Regions from separate parts of the Homo sapiens genome. Here region 1 is linked to region 2. Evidence: chromatin loops called from intact Hi-C (ENCODE). Cell type or tissue: PC-9. All regions are shown on one strand. Links, peaks and the distances in the headings refer to the core of each region. The heading gives the core; the rest is flanking DNA.

The links. A loop is a pair of places that touch in the nucleus more often than their neighbours do. Peaks named below come from ENCODE experiments on the same cell type or tissue, not always from the same donor. Only the 100,000 strongest peaks of a DNase experiment are listed, where the experiment ranks them.
Region 1: it touches region 2 in a loop (4-fold over the local background); 4 of 110 quality-filtered maps call a loop at or near these places.

What each region holds. Positions count from the first base shown.
Region 1 is chr3:184,144,063-184,146,562 of GRCh38, reverse strand. It overlaps EIF2B5 (eukaryotic translation initiation factor 2B subunit epsilon), which reads right to left. Exons shown (of 16, transcript NM_003907.3): 14 at 2,339-2,464; 15 at 1,856-1,966; 16 at 1,252-1,679. The coding sequence ends at 1,620. Among named protein-coding and RNA genes, the nearest start is that of EIF2B5, 10 kb to the right of the region's middle. RefSeq lists a silencer at 1,172-1,221. In PC-9, for the core only: CTCF peaks have their summits at 913 and 1,115 (motif pointing left); a DNase peak (open chromatin) is centred at 1,152.
Region 2 is chr3:184,534,184-184,550,971 of GRCh38, reverse strand. It overlaps LINC01839 (long intergenic non-protein coding RNA 1839), which reads right to left. Exons shown (of 8, transcript XR_924788.3): 7 at 777-1,365; 8 at 1-100. LINC01840 (long intergenic non-protein coding RNA 1840) reads left to right here. Exons shown (of 2, transcript NR_046593.1): 2 at 3,795-4,258. Among named protein-coding and RNA genes, the nearest start is that of LINC01840, 14 kb to the left of the region's middle. In PC-9, for the core only: CTCF peaks have their summits at 9,488 and 9,687 (motif pointing right); a DNase peak (open chromatin) is centred at 9,721; H3K27me3 peaks cover 2,224 bases.

The DNA.
Region 1 (2,500 bases), core at 1-2,500, 400 kb after region 2:
ATTTGTTCTGTAACATCTGGGACGGTAGGGATGGGGGGGTAGAGCATCACTTGTTACAACAGTCACATTAGCCACCGTTTAAGTACCACTAAAGGAAATTATTATTATTATATTGTTTTGAGGCAGGGTCTCGCTCCATCACCAAGGCTGGAGTGCAGTGGCACAATCTCGGCTCACTGCAACCTCCGCCTCCCAGGTTCAAGCAATTCTCCCTGCTTCAGCCTCCTGAGTAGCTGGGATTTCAGGCGCCTGCCACAATGCCCAGCTAATTTTTGTATTTTTGTAGAGATGGGGTTTCGCTATGTTGGTCTCGAACTCTTCGCCTCAGGTGATCCGCCTGCCTCAGCCTCCCAAGGTGCTGGGATTACAGGCGTGAGCCACTGCACGCGGCCAGAATTGTTGACTCACTCTATATGAAGACAAGGAACTCAAAAAGAAAAGACAGAAAGGCATGTCTCTTTTGGTTAAGGTTAAAGCAATACAGCAAAGTAACAAGCTCCAGGTCAAGAGTCCAATATCACACCTGGCTCTGTCAGTTACTAGCTAGGGAAGCTCTGTGAGCTTCAGGCACCTTATCTGAAAATGGGGATAAGACTTCATGGGGCTCATGTGAGGATTAAATGAAACAATATGTGAAAACTGCTTGCCTGTCACATAGTAAACACTCTCAAGGGAAAGCACCCTTCACATGGCCTTCCTGTGTTCTTGGGACCTCCATTACTGGCTCTGGGTTATATTTGTCTGTGGGGCCAATTTTCCCTTCACTGAAACACAATACGCTGAAGGACAGAGTTCTGGATTCTGAGGGTCAAGTCCTTAGCTTTACCCCTCAAGAGTCATGTGACCTTGAGCTGATTTCCTTATTTCTGATGAAGCGTGGCCCAGCTTCCTGACAGAACGAGTACCAGATCAACTGGAAAAGGCATGTGAAAGGAACTGGCATGTCTAATGGGCTTTACATATGGTTGGCAACATAATCCTCTGGCAGAAAAGTGTTCAAAATGGGACTCTATGGAAACGGGCTTAGGCACACCACCCCAGGATCACAAGTTGGTCCACAGAGGCTGGAAAAGAACCTCCGCCCTCCACTACCCATGAGCCATGGGAAAGGTTAATTAGCAAGGTACCACAGTACCACCTAGTGGCTGGCACACCCGTCCTCCCTCTCCCCCAGGTGTTAAGGAAAGGCTATCATGTGATTCTGGTCACATACTTCACTGGCTGATTAGTCAGGGATGGAGACAAACCAAATACACCACTCTCTCTTTTAATATTAACATATACAAGCAGCAGAAAGAGCCAACTGCTCTCTGCTGTTCCCTGAGGGAAAGCCGGAGCACAAAGCTGTTCCTCTGGCCTTCCTCCAACTGCCGGGCCTGCTTAGCTCCTCCCTAGGCAGAAGCTTTGTTCCAGCCCCACTTCCACATCCCAACTCCACAGTCAGGATGGGAGGCACATGGTTGCTAGCAGGGGAAAGAATACTGTAGTTCCAGCCTCTGCTCCTTTCAGTCTCAGCCTGGATGGTGGTCACTCATCCCTCTGCAGCTAGTTCCTCACTTGTCCCAGCCCAGGAGCCAGGAGGGCACTCAATCACACCCAAAGGAGCAGGCAGTGTGACTTCAGTCATCTTCAGATGACTCCTCTTCTGCCTCTTTTAGCCACTGGATGAACCTCTGCAGCTGTAAAGAAGCAGAGGAGAGATCGGCTGGGGGAGGTGCACATAACTCTCCTGCTCCCCTCGGCAGATAAACAGCTCTAACAACCAGAGCCCCAGAAACCAACCACCCTAGAGTCTAGGGGCCAGGACCTGGGAATGAGATAACCATCTTGGCGAGAGGAGGACAGCCTGACGCACCTGTTGATTCTTGCGCAACTGCTGGCCCTTGTCAGTTGTATCTCTTTGGCTGAACCAGCTCAGAATTGTTTCCTCAGCCAGGATCTCCAGCTGGTAGAAAGCCATCAGTACCTGCAAAAGGCCAATAAAGGGGACCTCAGGGGCCTTGGAAAGTCCAGCAGGATACTCTACCAGGCCCTCAGATCCCTCTATGCACTGAGTAGCCTCCTCCAAAACGGACAAGAGTGAGCTGTTCGCTCTGCTCCTGGGGCAGGTCTAACTTCTGGAACTATTGCTGGGGAGAGCTTTGCACATTTCCAGACCACCCCCCAGATGGCTACCTTATTAGTCCGGCTCCAAGCTGTACTATTCTAGCAATAAGCATATTGGGAGTGGATGGTCCATACTGGATTCACATTAGCTTCTATTTTATGTCTCCCAAGGGGGTCACCAACCCTCGTTTGAAAGCAAGTGCAGAAGAATGGGGCTTGAGGTCATATTCACCTTGGCCATGGAAATACCAAGAGCTTCATGCTCTAGGAAGAAGTCCTCAATGGCTGCTAACGCTTCCAAATGGTCGGCTGCGCGCTTTATGTAGTTCCTAAAAACAGGGCTCCAGGCCTTTAGCAGCTATGGAAGAAAGAAGGGAGCTGCAGTATATTCCTA
Region 2 (16,788 bases), core at 8,558-11,057:
GGATGGGGGAAGAGACCGTGGAGCTGCCTTCATTTCCAGAGCTGCAATGTTGCCAGTTGGATTGCTGGTGACCATCTTCCCTAACATGGAGAACATTCATCTACAGTAACAGAAAAGAAAAGAAACAGAGAAGAATTCAGGGACAAAAAGAGATGAGACAATATCATCTGAATTCCTCCATCCAGTCTGCTTCTGGGCCCAACCACCTCCAGGTGAAAGACTGACTCCGTTCTTTATTTCACAAGCTTTTACTGAGCTCCCAGTGCAGGAAGGAGAATGCAGAAGAGTAAGGTAGTGTCACTGTCCTTGGGGGAGTGATTGTGCTGTGACAGACATATGTACATGTGCATGGATGCAGATACACATATGCACACACTCATGGGGGTAACACATGGGGCACAAAAGCAAAAGTGTGCAACTCTCATCTGGGCAAACATCTGGGAGGCGGTGGCTCCACAAAGACTTCATGGAGTTGGTGGCCCCAGAGGAGTCTTGAAGCTCCATTGGCAAGAGCAATCCTCAATGGGCCTGCCCTTCCAAGTAAGAGCCTAGGTTTCCAAAGCTGCTTAGTTGGAAATCCTTTGTGGACCTGTTGCTAAGAATAAGCCCTTGTCACATGAGCACACTGCTGAGCTGAAGGCCTTCTCTCAGAGGTGGCACAATACTGGAAGGGAACCATCGAATGCGGATGCCCTGAGCTGTCACCCCCACAGATTCCCATTGTGTCCCATCATTTCCTCCGGAAGTTTCAATGTTGGAAGGCCGACCTGACCTACCTCTTCAGGTTGAACAAATGGCCCAATTATCTGTGTACGATCTCAGATTGTCTTGAGCTGAATGGATGGGAATGGGGGGGCGGCTGTCTTGAAAAGAAAATGCCAGAGGGAGTCCAGCCATCCGCAAGCTGTTAGCTGGAGCCGATTGCCCACAAAGGATCCCTTTGTTATTCCAGGAGGTGTTGTCACAAGAGCTTGGCCACAGCTCTCGAAGCACATCCAGGAACAGTTCTAGTGAGAGCGTTGGCAGGGAGCTCTGTCTGGTGGCCTGGAACAGATTCTAATCTTGAGGAGACTGGGAGGGGTAACACCCGCCAACCTGCTTAGCACCACCTGCCCGGGAGCTGGCCGTCCCATGGGCAGTGACCAGGGAGCATGGCCAGCACTCCGCAGTGATGGGGCCAGAGCTTCTCAAGGAAAGGGCTTGTGAGTTTCTGGCTAGCTTCTTCTCTGAAAGCTTCCAGGGGCTCCTGCTTCCATCTTAAACAACTGTGGGACAATAGCAGAAACAATGGCAAGTGTTCCCCTGTGGTTTGTATAACAGGCTCTCCATCATTCAGTCTTCCCCACGTTGGCCACAGCAGAGTATCTGTGGATAGGAAATTGATGTGAATTCCCACCCTCCTACAGTAGGTGGCCATATAAATTATCTTTCAAGCCTGAACACCTTGAAGAGTCAAAGGTGGTGCTATTAATAATTACACTGGGACAACTGGCCTGAATTGGGACCACCTTGGGCAAATCTAGGAGTTTGGGCTCCCTACTTAGTCCTTTAAACAAAAGGTCAAGACGAAAGGATGATGCCTTGAGGCAGATTGTTGGTGGAGATGGCCAAGAAACCTTTCCAAAGGCCTCTTTTGCTTCATGTCTTTCACTCCATGTTTTGCAACAGGATGTTCTGAATCAATATTGGCTCAGCTTTGCCTCAGTGACCTCCATCCAGGCTTTGCCGAGGATGTCACAGCCAAGAACATGGTCTAGCTGTAGTTCTCTGTGCAACTATTCTCCCAAAAGGTTGTTAGGGACTGTATAAAGAATATAGGCTTGTGGCTGGGTGCAGTGGCTCATGCCTGTAATCCCAGCACTTTGGGAGGCCGAGGCAGACGGATCACCTGAGATCAGGAGTTTGAGACCGGCCTGGCCAACATGGTGAAATCCCATCTCTACTAAAAAAAAAAAAATACAAAAATTAGCAGGGCATGGTGGCGGGCACCTGTAATCCCAGCTACTCTGGAGGCTGAGGCAGGAGAATTGTTTGAACCCAGGAGACAGAGGTTGCAGTGAGCCGAGACCGTACCACTGCACTCCAGCCTGGGAGACAGAGCAAGACTCTGTCTCAAAAAAAAAAAAAAAAAAGAATGTAGGCTTGTACATGTGAAATGTGGCTATACTAAGTGTGAGTGAGGGCACAGAGCAACAGAAACTGGCACACGCTGGCATGAGGGTAACCTGCATGACAGACGGGAAAAGCACCATACCCTCAGCCCAGTAACCACCCCGGGTGTACACCCTTGGGAAAGTCTCACACATGTGCAGGATATCAGAACAAAAATCGTTGTAGCAGCATTATCTATAACAGTAAAAAACGGGAAGCAAGGCCGGACGCGGTGGCTCATGCCTGTAATCCCAGCACTTTGGGAGGCCGAGGCGGGCGGATCACGAGGTCAGGAGATCGAGACCATCCTGGCCAACACGGTGAAACCCCGTCTCTACTGAAAATACAAAAAATTAGCCGGACGCGGTGGCGGGCGCCTGTAGTCCCAGCTACTTGGGAGGCTGAGGCAGGAGAATGGCGTGAACCCCAGAGGCGGAGCTTGCAGTGAGCCGAGATTGCACCACTGCACCCCAGCCTGGGAGAGAGCAAGACTCTGTCTCAAAAAAAAAAAACGGGAAACAACCTGAAACTTCATCAGCAGAGTCATGGATTTTGAAAAGCAGTAACAATACACAAATTAGAGATATATGTATTCACATGGATAAACGTCACAGACAATTTTAAGAGACAAAAACAAGATGCAGGAGGAGGATTTCTTTCCCATGATGCTGTCTCTACAAGGCTGAAAAACATGCCATCAGATGCAACGTACTGGGTATGGAATCTTGCATGTATGGCAAAGGTATATAGACATAGATGAAAATGATCAACACAAATTCAGGACAGTGGTTGGAGGGGAGAGAGGTGAAGAGGATCAGGGGGGAATACAGACAGCTATACTCTAATAATTTCCTTTTCCTTTTTTCTTTTTTTTTTTTTTTGAGATGGAGTTTTGTTCTTGTTGCCCAGGCTGGAGTGCAATGGCGCAATCTCGGCTCACTGCAACCTTCACCTCCCAGGTTCAAGCGATTCTCTTGCCTCAGCCTCCCCAGTAGCTGGGATTACAGGCATGCACCACCACGCCTAGCTAATTTTTTGTATTTTTAGTAGAGACAGGGTTTCATCATGGCCGGCTGGTCTTGAACTCCTGACCTCAGGTGATCCGCCCACCTTGGCCTCCCAGAGTGCTGGGATTACAGGCATGAGCCACAGTGCCCGGCCAATAGTTTCCTTTTTCACTTGGGCAGTGGATATGCAAGACTCATTCCAGGCTTTTGTATGAGCTAGGTCTGCATTCTAGTTCCAGTCCAGTCCTTCATTTCACATGGCCTTAGATAGACTATGTAACCGTTTCCTTCTCTGTAATGGGGGTACTCAGTTCCCATTTCATAGGGTGGCTGTAAAAATCCTTTCATGTTTTGTAAGGATTTATTTTGTTGCCTACATAAAGGTGTGATCTTGGCTCCTTCTGCAATAAACCCTGACAGCAGGTGCTCCGCAAAGGAAGACGACTGAGCGGGTGCCACAGCTGTACTGGTGGCCTGGTGTACTGGGGTGCAGCTAGGCCTGGTGTGACGTGACCATTTGCAAAGACACCCCCAGCCCCGCCCTGGTGTTTTATGGCCAGGTGCACTGCTCAAACTATTTCTCCTTGTTTCCCTTTCTCTCACTCCCTCCTTCTTTTTTCTCCTGCTCATTCACAGGACTAGAGAGGCAGATCCATGGCCACCAAGCTGTTAAGCGGCAAAACTGGGGATTCGAATCCTGGTGTCTCAGAGATGAAGCACTTCCCAACTAAGCCAGGGGCCCATGACTGTAGTCACCTAACTACCTGGGAATCTTTAAGAAACACCAAAGCCGCCGGGCGCGGTGGCTCACGCCTGTAATCCCAGCACTTTGGGAGGCCAAGGCAGGCAGATCACGAGGTCAGGAGATCGAGACCATGCTGGCTAACACGGTGAAACCCGTCTCTACTAAAAATACAAAAAATTAGCCAGGCGTGGTGGCGGGCGCCTGTAGTCTCAGCTACTCAGGAGGCTGAGGCAGGAGAATGGCGTGAACCCAGGAGGCGGACGGAGCTTGCTGTGAGCCGAGATTGTGCCACTGCACTCCAGCCTGGGGAACAGAGCGAGACTCTGTCTCAAAACAAAAAACAAACAAACAAACAACAACAACAACAAAAAACAAAGAAAAAAGAAACCCCAAAGCCTGGGCCCTGCCCTCACAATCTCTGGATACTCTGACCCCGTGGGTGTGGGAGTTTTCAGACCTCCCTGGGTAATGCTGATGCCCAGCCAGGGCTGAGCTCTCCTACACTCCAGTTCCTGCATGCTCTGCCCTTTGCAATACCCCGTTGTCCTCGTGGCGCTCCTGCTATGAATGAGCCAGCTCCCTCTAGTCTGTGAACTTCCTGACAGCAGAGTTCACGTTTTTCATCTTTATGTCCCCAACATGCAGCACAATCTCTGGCACACTTTTGGAAGAGTGCTTAGAACTCTGCAAGAGAGAGGAACTGAGACTGAGATGAGGAAGTTTCGGGGAGGCAGACAGACTTGGCCTGCCCAATACATGAAGTGTTGACCGAAAGGAAGGGCTGCCCACCATGTATTGAGCTCCCCACTGGAAGAAGTAATCAAGAAGAAGCAGAAGCTGATGCTTCCTAAGGGACTACTGCCTATGTTCAGATTCTATTTGTTTCTCTCCACCATCACCAAAGTGAGCATTTCCACCTCACAGTTCTTATTCCTAGAGGCACAGAGTCTCCTACAGGAAAGCAACAGGGAAATCTACTTCAGCCTCCAGCCAACCCTGTGCAGAAATCCCCTCAGCTGCAGCTCCATCCTCTCTGTAGTGGGGACCTTATTCCACATCGCGAAGTCAGCTTGGACAGCTCTGATGACTAGAAAATTCCTCCTTTCTTGGGTCAAGGTTCATGCTCTGCAACTCCTGTCATTTGGCCCTGGTTCTGCCCTCTGGAGTGGCATCATTCCTTCATCCCACTCATAGGGTTGCATAGGCTGCAGAAAGGACTTTGGATTTTATGTCAAGTGAAATGGGGGCCACATGAAGTATCATTAAACCAGGGGGCAGGGATGGCAACGTGATTTGATTTCTGATTTCAAAAGAACACTGTGGGCCAGGTGCGGTGGCTCCTACCTGTAATCCCAGCACTTTGAGAGGCTGAGGCGGGTGGATCACCTGAGGTCAGGTGTTCGAGACCAGCTTGGCCAACATGGTGAAACACCGTCTCTACTAAATACAAAAAATTATCTGGGTGTGGTGGCGGGCACCTGTAATCCCAGCTACTTGGGAGGCTGAGGCAGGAGAATCGCTTGAACCCAGGAGGCGGGGGTTGCAGTGAGCTGAGATTGCACCATTGCACTTCAGCCTGGGCAACAAGAGCAAGACTCTGTCTCAAAAAAGGAAAAAGAAAAGAAAAGAAACCCACTGTGTTACTGTGTGGAATCTGGATTACAGGGGAGTAACAGGAGAACCCAGCCGATGGGTTGGGAAGCTCCTGGAATCATTCAAACAAGAGATGATGGTAGCTTGGGCAGTGGTGCTAGCAGGGAAGATGGATTTGGGATGTGTTTTGGGTACAGAGCCAGCAAGACTTGCTGATGGATTGGATGTGCATATGCTAGTATTTGCCTAGTATAAGAGAATCTTGGCCTTATGTGTCATCTTTATTAACAAGAAATAGCTAAATTTAAAATATTCGTATTTTCGTATGCAGAGGATGGATAATTTAATCTATTCATGATTACTGAGATCGCTTTTGTTTTGATTTCTATCTCTGCGTTGTTGTTGCTTTTCTGGTTGTTATCTTTATTCTCATTCCTGATTTTCTAGATTTATTGTCTTGTTTCTTATCTCTTCCCCTATTTTCTTTTCCCCTTTTAAACAAGTTACTTGTAACATATCTGACATACAAGCATTCATGTCTTTCTTCCCTTTCTACATGGATAATAAGGGAATCTGTGGAGGCATTTCTGCCTGAAAAGAAGAGAAAGCAGAGGAGGAGGAGGAAGGGGAGAGGAGGAGGAGGGGGAGGAGGAAGAGAAGCAGAGGAGGAGGAGGAAGGGGAGAGGAGGAGGAGGGGGGAGGAGGAGGAGAGGGAGGAGGGGGGAACAGGAGGAGTAGGAGGAAGAGGAGTAGGAGGGGGAGGAGCAGGAGGGGGAGAAGGAGGAGGAGAAGGAGGAGGAGGGGGAGGAGGAGGAGTAGGAGGGGGAGGAGGAGGAGGGGGAGAAGGAGGAGGAGGGGAGGAGGAGTAGGAGGGGGAGGAGGAGGAGTAGGAGGGGGAGGAGTAGGAGGGGGAGAAGGAGGAGGAGGAGGGGGAGGAGGGGGAGGAGGAGGAGGGGGAGGAGGAGGAGGAGGGGGAGGAGGAAGAGGAGGAGGAGATGCTTCCTAAGGGGTCGCTGCCTATATTCAGGTTCCATTGGTTTCTCTCCACCATCACTGAAATGGGCATTTCCACCTCACAGTTCTTATTGCTAGAGGTACAGGAATAACTGTACCTCCGGACTCCCAACATCAGTCTCCTCCCCAGCCTGACCCCAGCCTCACCCTCACACAGCCTCAGCTCCCACTGAGCCCCACTCTCTGCAAGGCGGAGGGCTGACCAAAAGCGAAGAAGGCCAGGCGGTTGGATTCTCAGGGCCGGCTTACCTGTCAAGGACAAGCGGAACCTCAAACCTAGAGAAGTTCAGAGAAAATCCACCAGAGGGCACTGCAGCACTGCCCTGGAAAGAACATCCCGCGACCGCTTTTTCCCAATTAGCAAAGCACTACCGTATTGAGCACCCGTTAGCACAAAGCCCTGGGCGAGAGGCTGAGATGCAAAGATCAGGGCACAGGTGCTGCCCACTGCCACGTCGCGGGGGTGGGGGGGTGCTCAGAGCCCCTGGAGAGGGGTGAGAAGGTGGCACCCAGGCAGGGTGCCCTGCTTCTGGGGACTTTAATTATAGGACACACGCATACGTACAACCACACAACACATACATACACCAAGTAGACAACACACATATGAGCAACACCCACACTCACACCACACAAACAACACACACACACACACATACACACACCACACAAGCCACATACACACACCCTGCAGCCCTGGGCACCTGTGAGGGGCCAGCTGTGGGCAGACCCTGGGCCACAGAGGAGGTAGGGTAGAGACTCTGAGGAGAATGTGGAGCAGAGCATCGGTGAGTTTATAGCTTGAGAAAACAACCCCCATGGCCCCCAGACAATCCACACATCATTAGAGTTGCTGTAAAATAGCCCTATTAAAACGCACACATGTTAACCACATGCTACCCAAGGGTTATATGAACTCATCGATACCCACTCGCACATTAGCACAGATTTGCTGGGCGCTGAGGTTGGGGTGGGGAATCTTTTGCCAGAGGGTCACAGGGGAGGAGAATGCTAGCCAGCGTTTAAGGAGTGCTGATTGGGTGCAGACACTGTGCTGGTGGGGAGGGGTGCTTTCCTTCTCTTAATGCTCACAGACCACTGTGCTGTGGGCTAAAATATTATCCCCATTTGGGGCTGGGCATGGTGGCTCATGCCTGTAATACCAGCACTTTGGGAGGCCAAGGTGGGCAGATCACGAGGTCAGGAGTTCAAGACCAGCCTGACCAACGTGGTGAAACCCCGTTTCTACCAAAAATACAAAAATTAGCCAGGTGTGGTGGTGCGCGCCTGTAATTGCAGTTTCTTGGGAGGCTGAGGCAGGAGAATCGCTTGAACCTGGGAGGCGGAGGTTACAGTGAGCTGAGATCACATCACTACACTCCAGCCTGGGTGACAGAGTGAGACTCCATCTCCAAAAAAAAAAAAAAAAAAAAAAAAATTATCCCCATTTTACAGAGGAGGACACCAAGGCTCAGAGAAGTGAAGTGGCTTGCCCAGGATCACATAGCTAGTAGGTGGAGGAGCTGGGATTCTAACTCTGCCCCGAAGGAACTCACAGTTAGTTGGGGCAATGTATACAGAAAAAGACCCTAAACGACACAAGAGCATCTAACAAAGAGCAACTTCATTTTCTTTCTTCCTCCCCTTTCTTTCTCTTCTCCCTTTCTTTCCCTCCCTCCCTCCTTCCCTTCCTTCCTTCCTTCTTTCCTTCCTTCCTTCCCTTCTCTCTCTCCCCTCTCTGTCTCTCTCTCTCCCCCCTCCCCCCTTCTCCCATCTGTTTCTCTCTCTTTCTACCTCTCTCTCTCTCCCCTTGCCCTGTCTGTCTGTCTCTCTCGTCTGTCTCTCTCTCTCTCCCCGCCCCCCCCCCCCCCACCTCTGTCTCTCTCCCTCTCTCTCTCTTTCTCTCCTTCCAGGACTTAACATGCCCCATTTGCATTCACAAGAGCTTCCCCTGAGAAGGAAGTGGCAGCCCCTGCTCAGGCTGCCCTACCCTAATGACTCCAGGTAGCCTTGTGTCATCTACAGATGCAGCCTGTCGCCTGAAACCTCTGGCCCAGCAGATATTATGGTGCTGAAAGATCAATGGCGGGGAAAGACGCCTGTGGCGATTGTGCAGGCTCGGGTGGGAGACTCACAGCGAGCCCTCTGAGATCTCTAGCAAGGCCATGCCAGCTGCAGCGAGGACTACATGCCAAAAAATAAATTAAATAAAATAAGAAACTGCCACGGAGGACCAAGTGACTGTGCAACCAGAACTGCCCATTGTGAGCTGGGTCTCGTCGGTCCCATTGTGAGCTGGGTCTCGTCGTCCTCCCAAGCTGTAAGGCCAAGCAGGCTCAGCAGCAGCCCGTTGTAAGATGGAGGTGCGTCCTCCAGGATTGAAGTGAGTGGACAGCAAGCCGCAGGGCCCCCACCCCAGCTCATGCCCATGATTCTATGGGTTCCTGTCCAACCAGCCAAAGCGGGGAGGAAAAGCCTGAACTTGGGGTACAGATGGGTCAGCTCCACATGTATGTGCAAACTAAAAATGATGGCAGCCTCACTCAGGGGTGGATTGGAAAAAATTATTGGAAATCATTTTGGAATTTTCCAATAGTTTTGGAATTATTTTGGAATAATTTTCCAATAATTTTGGAAACTATTTCTCCAAAATTATTGGAGAAAATCCTCCAATAAATAGGCGGAGTTTCAGATGGTGCAGCTAATCATCCCCTTTGTGTGGAAAGAGAAGGGTCCCAAAGTTAAGATATGTACAACTCATGGGTAGTGGCTGATGGCTCAGCTGAGTGGTTGGAGGCTGGGACCTGAAGGAAAAAGGCTGGAAGATGAGGAGCAGCAGGTCTGGGCTGGAGGATGTGTCTGGACATTTGGGAGTGGGCCCAAGTGTGAAGGTCTTTGTAGCGCATGTTCACAGCTGCCAGAGAGCATCCACTGCGGACAGGCACTGAACAACCAACTAGACAAAATGACCTGGTCAACCTCCATCAGCCTTCCTTTGCCATTGGACAGCCCATTGCCGGCATGATGGGCACAGTGGCCACGGTGCAGAGATGGAGGCTACTCGAGACCCAGCAGCTTGATTCCTCCTCACCAAGCCCCATCTAGGTGGATCTAGATACTTCCCTTAAATTCCAACCTGCTCGGATGCCAGTGAAGACAGGGCGCCTTGTAAGAGTCACCAGCAGGGGGCGGTGGCAGAACAGGTACAACCTTTGGCAGCAAAGGACTCACCTGTGGAGAAACTCCAGCGGAGGGAGGACGCATGTTTCCCTTTTCCTTGTTACAGAGTAGAGCCATGGAAACTTCAGGAACTGGGGAGAATCCCAGTTCTACCCAGGGTGGGCCAAGTAAAGAAGGCTCTTGATACGTTCAAGAGTAGGTTAAAAAGCTTGACTAATGCTGAACTGAGGGGCTAGAGGAAAAGGTGATTTCTATTTTCTTTTTTATTTAAAAACCCATTATATTGTATTAGAGTTTTAAGGTCTTTCTTTCTTTCTCTTTCTTCTTTCTTTCTTTCTTTCTCTCTCTCTTTCTCTTTCTTTCTTCTTTCTTTCTTTCTTTTTCTTTCTTTCCTTTTAGACGGAGTTTTGCTCTTTTTGCCCAGGCTGGAGTGCAATGGCGCAATCTCGGCTCACTGCAACCTCTACCTCCCTGGTTCAAGCAATTCTCCTGCCTCAGCCTCCCAAGTAGCTGAGATTACCGGCGCCTGCCACCATGCCCAGCTAATTTTGTAGTTTTAGTGAGACAGGGTTTCACCATGTTGGCCAGGCTGGTCTCGAACTCCTGACCTCAGGTGATCCACCTGCCTCGGCCTCCCAAAGTGCTGGGATTACAGGTGTGAGTCACCGCGCCTGGCCAGGGTTTCAAGGTTTTCAAAGCACCCTCAGGTAGTTTTTTTGTTTTTTTGTTTTTTTTTTTTTTTTGTAGTGAAGCTGCAAAACAATCTTGAGAAGTGGATATTATCATCCTCAAGAAAATACAGGCTCAGACACGTTAGCCAACTTGTTTCAGGTCACAGCTGGACAGAGAGGCTGGACCTGAACCCGGGCCCTTCCAAGTCAAATGACTTGGATTCAGACTCAATTTTGCCACCGCTGGATTTTTGGTCCTAAGAGAGAGCCTCGGCTTTCTCTGGACCTTGGTTTCCCTCCCACTGAGGGAGAACAGCAACCTTAGTCATCAGTCCTTAAGCTTTGGCCTTACCACACCTGTGCAACCGGTGGGGGCGCTGGAGCCTGCTGGTACCAGGCTGCCCCAGAGCCCCTTGTTGAACGTTCACAGCACCCCACTGCGTGCAGGCCAAGGTGGAAAATGGTTGACATACTTTTGAACCAAGAAATAGATGTATCGTGTACAAAATTTAAAAAAACAAATGTCCCTCCCTGTCTTGCCCGTGGTAAGCCTTTCCCCTCCCAGGAGGCCACTGCTGTTACCAGTTGTCTTGTGTGATCCGTGTTCATATCAAACAGCGAGCTCTGCTGGGCCAGGCGGTTCCCCTGCGGCCACAGGCGTCCCAGGATGTGCCAGGTTCAGGTTCAGCTGCCATGAAGCACTTCTCTATGGTAGGCTCTTACACCGATATTGCCACTATTTTTTTTTTTCTCTTTTGAGACAGAGATTCGCTCTTGTTGCCCAGGCTGGAGTGCAATGGCACAATCTTGGCTCACCGCAAACTCCGCCTCCCAGGTTCGAGCGATTCTCCTGCCTCAGCCTCCTGAGTAGCTGGGATTACAGGCATGCGCCACCACACCCAGCTAATTTTGTATTTTTAGTAGAGACGGGGTTTCTCCATGTTGGTCAGGCTGGTTTCGAACTCCCGACCTCAGGTGATCCACCCACCTCGGCCTCCCAAAGTGCCGGGATTACAGGCGTGAGCCACCTCGCCTGGCCCTGCCTCTTTTAATTCTAAACAAAAACACAAAACCTGTAAGGTAGCATTAAGACTCCTAGTTTGGCTAAAGTCACCCAATAAGACAATGATTCCACCTGGGCCCAGCTCTAGGTCCTGTAACGCCTTTGCCTGAACCACTGCTCCAAAGCCACCTGCAAAATCAGCCTATGCATGCCCCCACATCTCCCACCCACAAGCAGCAGCGGCACTGCTGGAGCCACCACAGCTCTTGAGTTTGCCAGTTGTTAGTTCTCGTTATGTGCTGCGTGTGTGCATGTGCTGTGTGTGTGTGTGAGCCAGCGTGCACCTGCACGTCTTTCTATGGAGACTGTGAGCTCCCTGAGGGAGGCAGCCTGTGATGCCTGCTGCCAACCTCCCTGCGCCAAGAGCTAAGGTGCCAATGACTCCTCAGTGACAAGTGGAGGGAGGCTCGTGTGGCTGGAACCAAGGCCCCCTTCCACAGCACCTCCACCTCACGGCACACTCTGGCCCTGTTTTTCCTGGAATCTCCTCCCCTGCCCCAGAGTAGGCTGCCACAATCCAGGTGGGGACACCAGAGAACATGGGGCCCCAAATGTAGGGCGTTATCCTAAAGCCAAGCTCTCATCCAGTGTCTGGCTGTTCTCAGCTCCACCAAGTACACACAGGAGCACTGGAAAGACACCACAGCTCCTTATCCCCGGAGCCTGCCTGCACCTGTGACTGCCTCCCAGTGAGAGCTCAGCCTCCAGTGGTGCCTGAGCTGAAGGACAGTCATCAGGCCAATCAACCGCCCATGGGGCACACTTCTCCTCCACGCAAGGCACGAGTGCTGTGCTCCTGGGATAAGGGTTGGCGTCTGGGGAGGAACTGCTCATTTAAATAGTTGGAACCCTTTGGAAGTCAGCCTCTCCTTTCTGAGTTCAAGAAGGTTCCACAGGTTTGTGGCTTGAATGGCAGGGAAGGACTGAGGTAGGTAGGGAAGGCTGGGCCTGGGAAGAGGCTCTGGGAGAGCATGTGGGAAGAGGGGAGAAAGAAAAGGAAGGAGGGAGGGATCCCGACACTTGGTGGGAGGGCTTTGAAATAGAGAACAAGCAAGTGACAGAGAATGAAACTCTACAATAGACTTCCTGGGGGCCTCTTCTCGAAGGCTCATCAATCAATCAATCAATCAATCAATCAAATGTCCTTTCCAACCTCAGCTTTCAAGAAAATCTAGGTTTTCACCATACTTGTTAGCCTTCTATATTATCCTTTTTTTTAACCTGAGAAACTATTAATTTTAGAATTTGGGAATTATTTACCTGAGTGGAATCCCCACGCCATCTCCAACCTTGTCAAAGAATCTAAGATACAAATGATGTTAATGGATTGCATGAACTATTTCGTCGGGGTGTTTTCTGCTTTTAAAAGTCATCCTTATTTAACCTCCCTAAGCTCGTTTCCTCCTTTGTACAATAGAGATATTAGCAGTATGCACCCCCTAGATGGGCTGCAAGGATTCAATGACAGGAAGTCTGTAAAGTGCTGAGCACGGTGTCTGATGCGCAGTTAAGCACTCAGTAAATGTTAACTATGATTTGGAAACAGCCAAATCACTTCAGAAGCTGAGGCCCAATTTGTCAGCTTGCAGTTTTCATCCTTTTCTGCATCTCAGCTTTAATGGCTGCTAATTGTTCACAAGCTAAATTTTCACTTACTGAAGCATTTGTCGTAGGCTCTCTTTGAGAGCAAGTGTGCTGCATAAGTAAAAATAAATGTGATTCAATTTATAAAATTTCTATTTTCGTTCAGCTGTTTTTAGAACTATCTTTCTCCAGTGGCTAAGGAATTGGACCAGATAAGCTGTGAGATCCTTTTCCAGTGAAAAATTCTGTTTCTCTCTTGCCTAGGATGAGAAACTCATGTCTATCTACTCAAATATCATGAGGGTTCAAACATCAACAAAAAGAGATTAATATTTTATACAGAATCATTTGCAAGCTGAGATAGATGAACCAAAATATTTAATATCTAATGATGAATGTCTTGTCAATAACGAGATCATTTCCATGCAGTACATAATTCGGAGAGGAAATAGACTTTTTCAGCCTAATTTTGTGAACTTTAAGAACTAAAAAATTAATCCTAAGGAATCAATTCATAACATAGGGAGAAAAAAACTTTAAGATGTTAGCTATGGCCTGGGTGCGGTGGCTCACACCCATAATCCCAGCACTTTGGGAGGCGAAGGCAGGCAGATCATTCGAGGTCAGGAGTTTGAGACCAGCCTGGCCAACACGGTGAAACCCCGTCTCTACTAAAAATACAAAAATTAGCTGGGCATGGTGGTGCATCCCTGCAATCCCAGCTACTTAGGAGGCTGTGAGGCAGGATAATTGCTTGAACCCAGGAGGCAGAGGTTGCAAGTGAGCCGAGATCGTGCCACTGTACTTCAGCCTGGAGAGAGAGTAAGACTCTGTCTCAAACAAACAAACAAACAAACAAAGATGTTAGCAATGCATTATTTGCAGAGCCCCAGTCAAGATGTAATCTACATCTCTAGCGATATGAAAAAGGTTAAATAAAATTTGGCTCATCCAAAAATTTGGAAGATTATGCAATCCTTACATGGCTGCAGCATGGAGTAGTGGTTACAAACACCTGCTCTGGAGTTAGGCTGCCTGAGTTCAAACCCAGGCTTCATCTTACCAGCACTGTGCCTTGGACAACTCCTTGATTTCTCTATGCCTCAGTTTCCTCGCTTGTAAAACAGAGATTAAACTAGTATGTACCTCAAAGAGTTGTTGAAGACGACATGTAAAGTTTTTAGAACAGTTGCTAGTGAGTAGTGTTTAATACAAGTTAGCTTTCGTGATATTTTAATAACAGTGTGGCAGAGACTGCTAACAATATCAAATCATGTTCTCTTCTTCTAGAGCTCCTAGCTAGACTACGGTTCCCAGCCTCTCTTTCAGTGAGGTGTAACCACTTGACTAAACTCAACGCCACAGGATGAGAGTGGAAGTGATGTGAGCCCATCAGGCCTGGCCCATGAAAACATTCTATGCACAAGCTCTAAGCTTCAACCTCCCTTCTTGCTTAATGTAGACAAAGGCAATGAATTTGGAAGCCATGTTATGGAGATGGTGGAGGCCATGATAGATTCTTTTTTTTTTTTCTTTTTTGAGATGGAGTTTCACTCTTGTCACCCAGGCTGGAGTGCAATGGTGCGATCTTGGCTCACTGCAACCTCCTCCTCCCAGATTCAAGCGATTCTCCCATCTCAGCCTCCCAAGTAGCTGGGATTACAGGTGCCTGCCACCACGCTTAGCTAATTTTTGTATTTTTAGTAAAGACAGGGTCTCCCCATGTTGACCAGGCTAGTCTCGAACTCCTAGCCTCAGGTGATCCATCCCCTCGGCCTCCCAAATTGCTGAGATTACAGGCGTGAGTTAAGTCAACACTTGGAGAACTCCCTATGGATCATGAGCACCCATTAGGGGCCTCATGTGAATGAGAAACATTTTTGTGCTAAGGCAGTGGGATTTAGGGATTTATCAATTACAGCAGCAAACATTGAGTACTGCACAAAGGAATTTTTTAATATTAAGTGAAAAAATAAAGGATATTTAATGATAGACCAGAAACTGAGTTAGCCCCTCAATATTTGTTCTTCCCTTCTTTTCATTGAGGAATACTTATGTACTGTGAGTGAAACGCAAAGATCTTAGTGTATGACACAAAAGGTTTTGATGAATTACACCTATGTAACCAACACACAAGTCAAAATGTATTTTCATTACCCTAGAAAATTCCCTTATGCCCAACGCTTACAGGCAACCATCATTCCAATTTCTATCACTACAAATTAGTTTCGCCCCTTCTTGAACATCATATGAATGGGATAATACATTGTGTACTCATTTGTGTCACTCAGCATAATATCTTTGAGATTCACACGTCACACCTATCAGTCGTTTATTCATTTTAATTGTTAAATTGTATTCCATTGCTTAAATATGCCACAATTCGTCCATTCTCCTATTGATAGACATTTGGGTTATTTCTAGTTTTAACTATTGTGAAGAAGGTATTACAAATATTCATTCATGTACAACTATTCTTTTTTTTTTTTTTTTTTTTTTTTTTTGAGACAGAGTCTCACTCTGTCGCCTAGGCTGGAGTGCAGTGGTGTGACCTCAGCTCACAGCAAACTCTACCTCCTGGGTTCAAGCGATTCTCCTGCCTCAGCCTCCCAAGTAGCTGGGATTACAGGCATGCACCACTACACCTGGCTAATTTTTGTATTTTTAGTAGAGACGGGGTTTCATCATGTTGGCCAGGCTGGTCTGACCTCAGGTGATCCACCTCGGCCTCCCAAAGTGCTGGGATTACAGGCATGAGCCATCGCTCCCGGCCTGATTTCTAATTTAATTGTATTGTAGTCAGAAAACATACACTGTGAAATTTCAGTCTTCTGAAATATATTGAGACATATTATCCTCCAGCATATGGCCTATCCTGGGAATAATCTGTATGCACTTGAGAAGAAAGTGCAGTTGTTGGGCATATTGTCCTATATATGTCAGTTAGGTCCTGTTGCTAGTATCATTCAGATCTATATTCTTACTGATTTTTTTTGTCTAGTTATTTTATCAATTACTGACAGAAAGATGTTAAAATTTCCAACTATAATTGTGGATTTGTCTATTTCTCCCTTCAGTTTTGTCTTCCTATGTTGCCCAGGCTGGTCTCAAACTCCTGACCTCAAGCCATCTTCCCACCTTGGCCTCCCAAAGTGCTGGAGTTATAGGCAGGAGCCACTGCACTTAGCCAAAATGTCTTTCTTTTACCCATATGTTTGAGGGATCTTTTCACAGAATATAAAACCATGGGTTGTTAGTTTTTTCGGTCAGCAATGTGAAGCTGTTCTCCTATTGTCTTGTGGCCTCCCTTGCTTTTCTTTTCTTTTTCTTTTTCTTTTTTTTTTGAGACGGAGTCTCGCTCTGTCCCCCAGGCTGGAGTGCAGTGGCGCCATCTTAGCTCACTGCAAGCTCCGCCTCCCGGGTTCACGCCATTCTCCTGCCTCAGCCTCCCAAGTAGCTGGGACTACAGGCACCCACCACTACGCCTGGCTAATTTTTTGTATTTTTTGTAGAGATGGGGTTTCACCGTGTTAGCCAGGATGGTCTCGATCTCCTGACCTTGTGATCCCGCCTTGGCCTCCCAAAGTGCTGGGATTAGAGGCATGAGCCACCGCTCCCAGCCTCTCCCTTGCTCTTCAAGAGAAGTCAGCCTTCATTCATGTCATCCCTTATATATAACGTGTCTTTTATCTGGCTAATTTTAAGACTTTCTCTTCTTCTTTATTTTTATTTTTATTTATTTATTTTTTGAGATGGAGTCTTGCTCTGTCACCCAGGCTG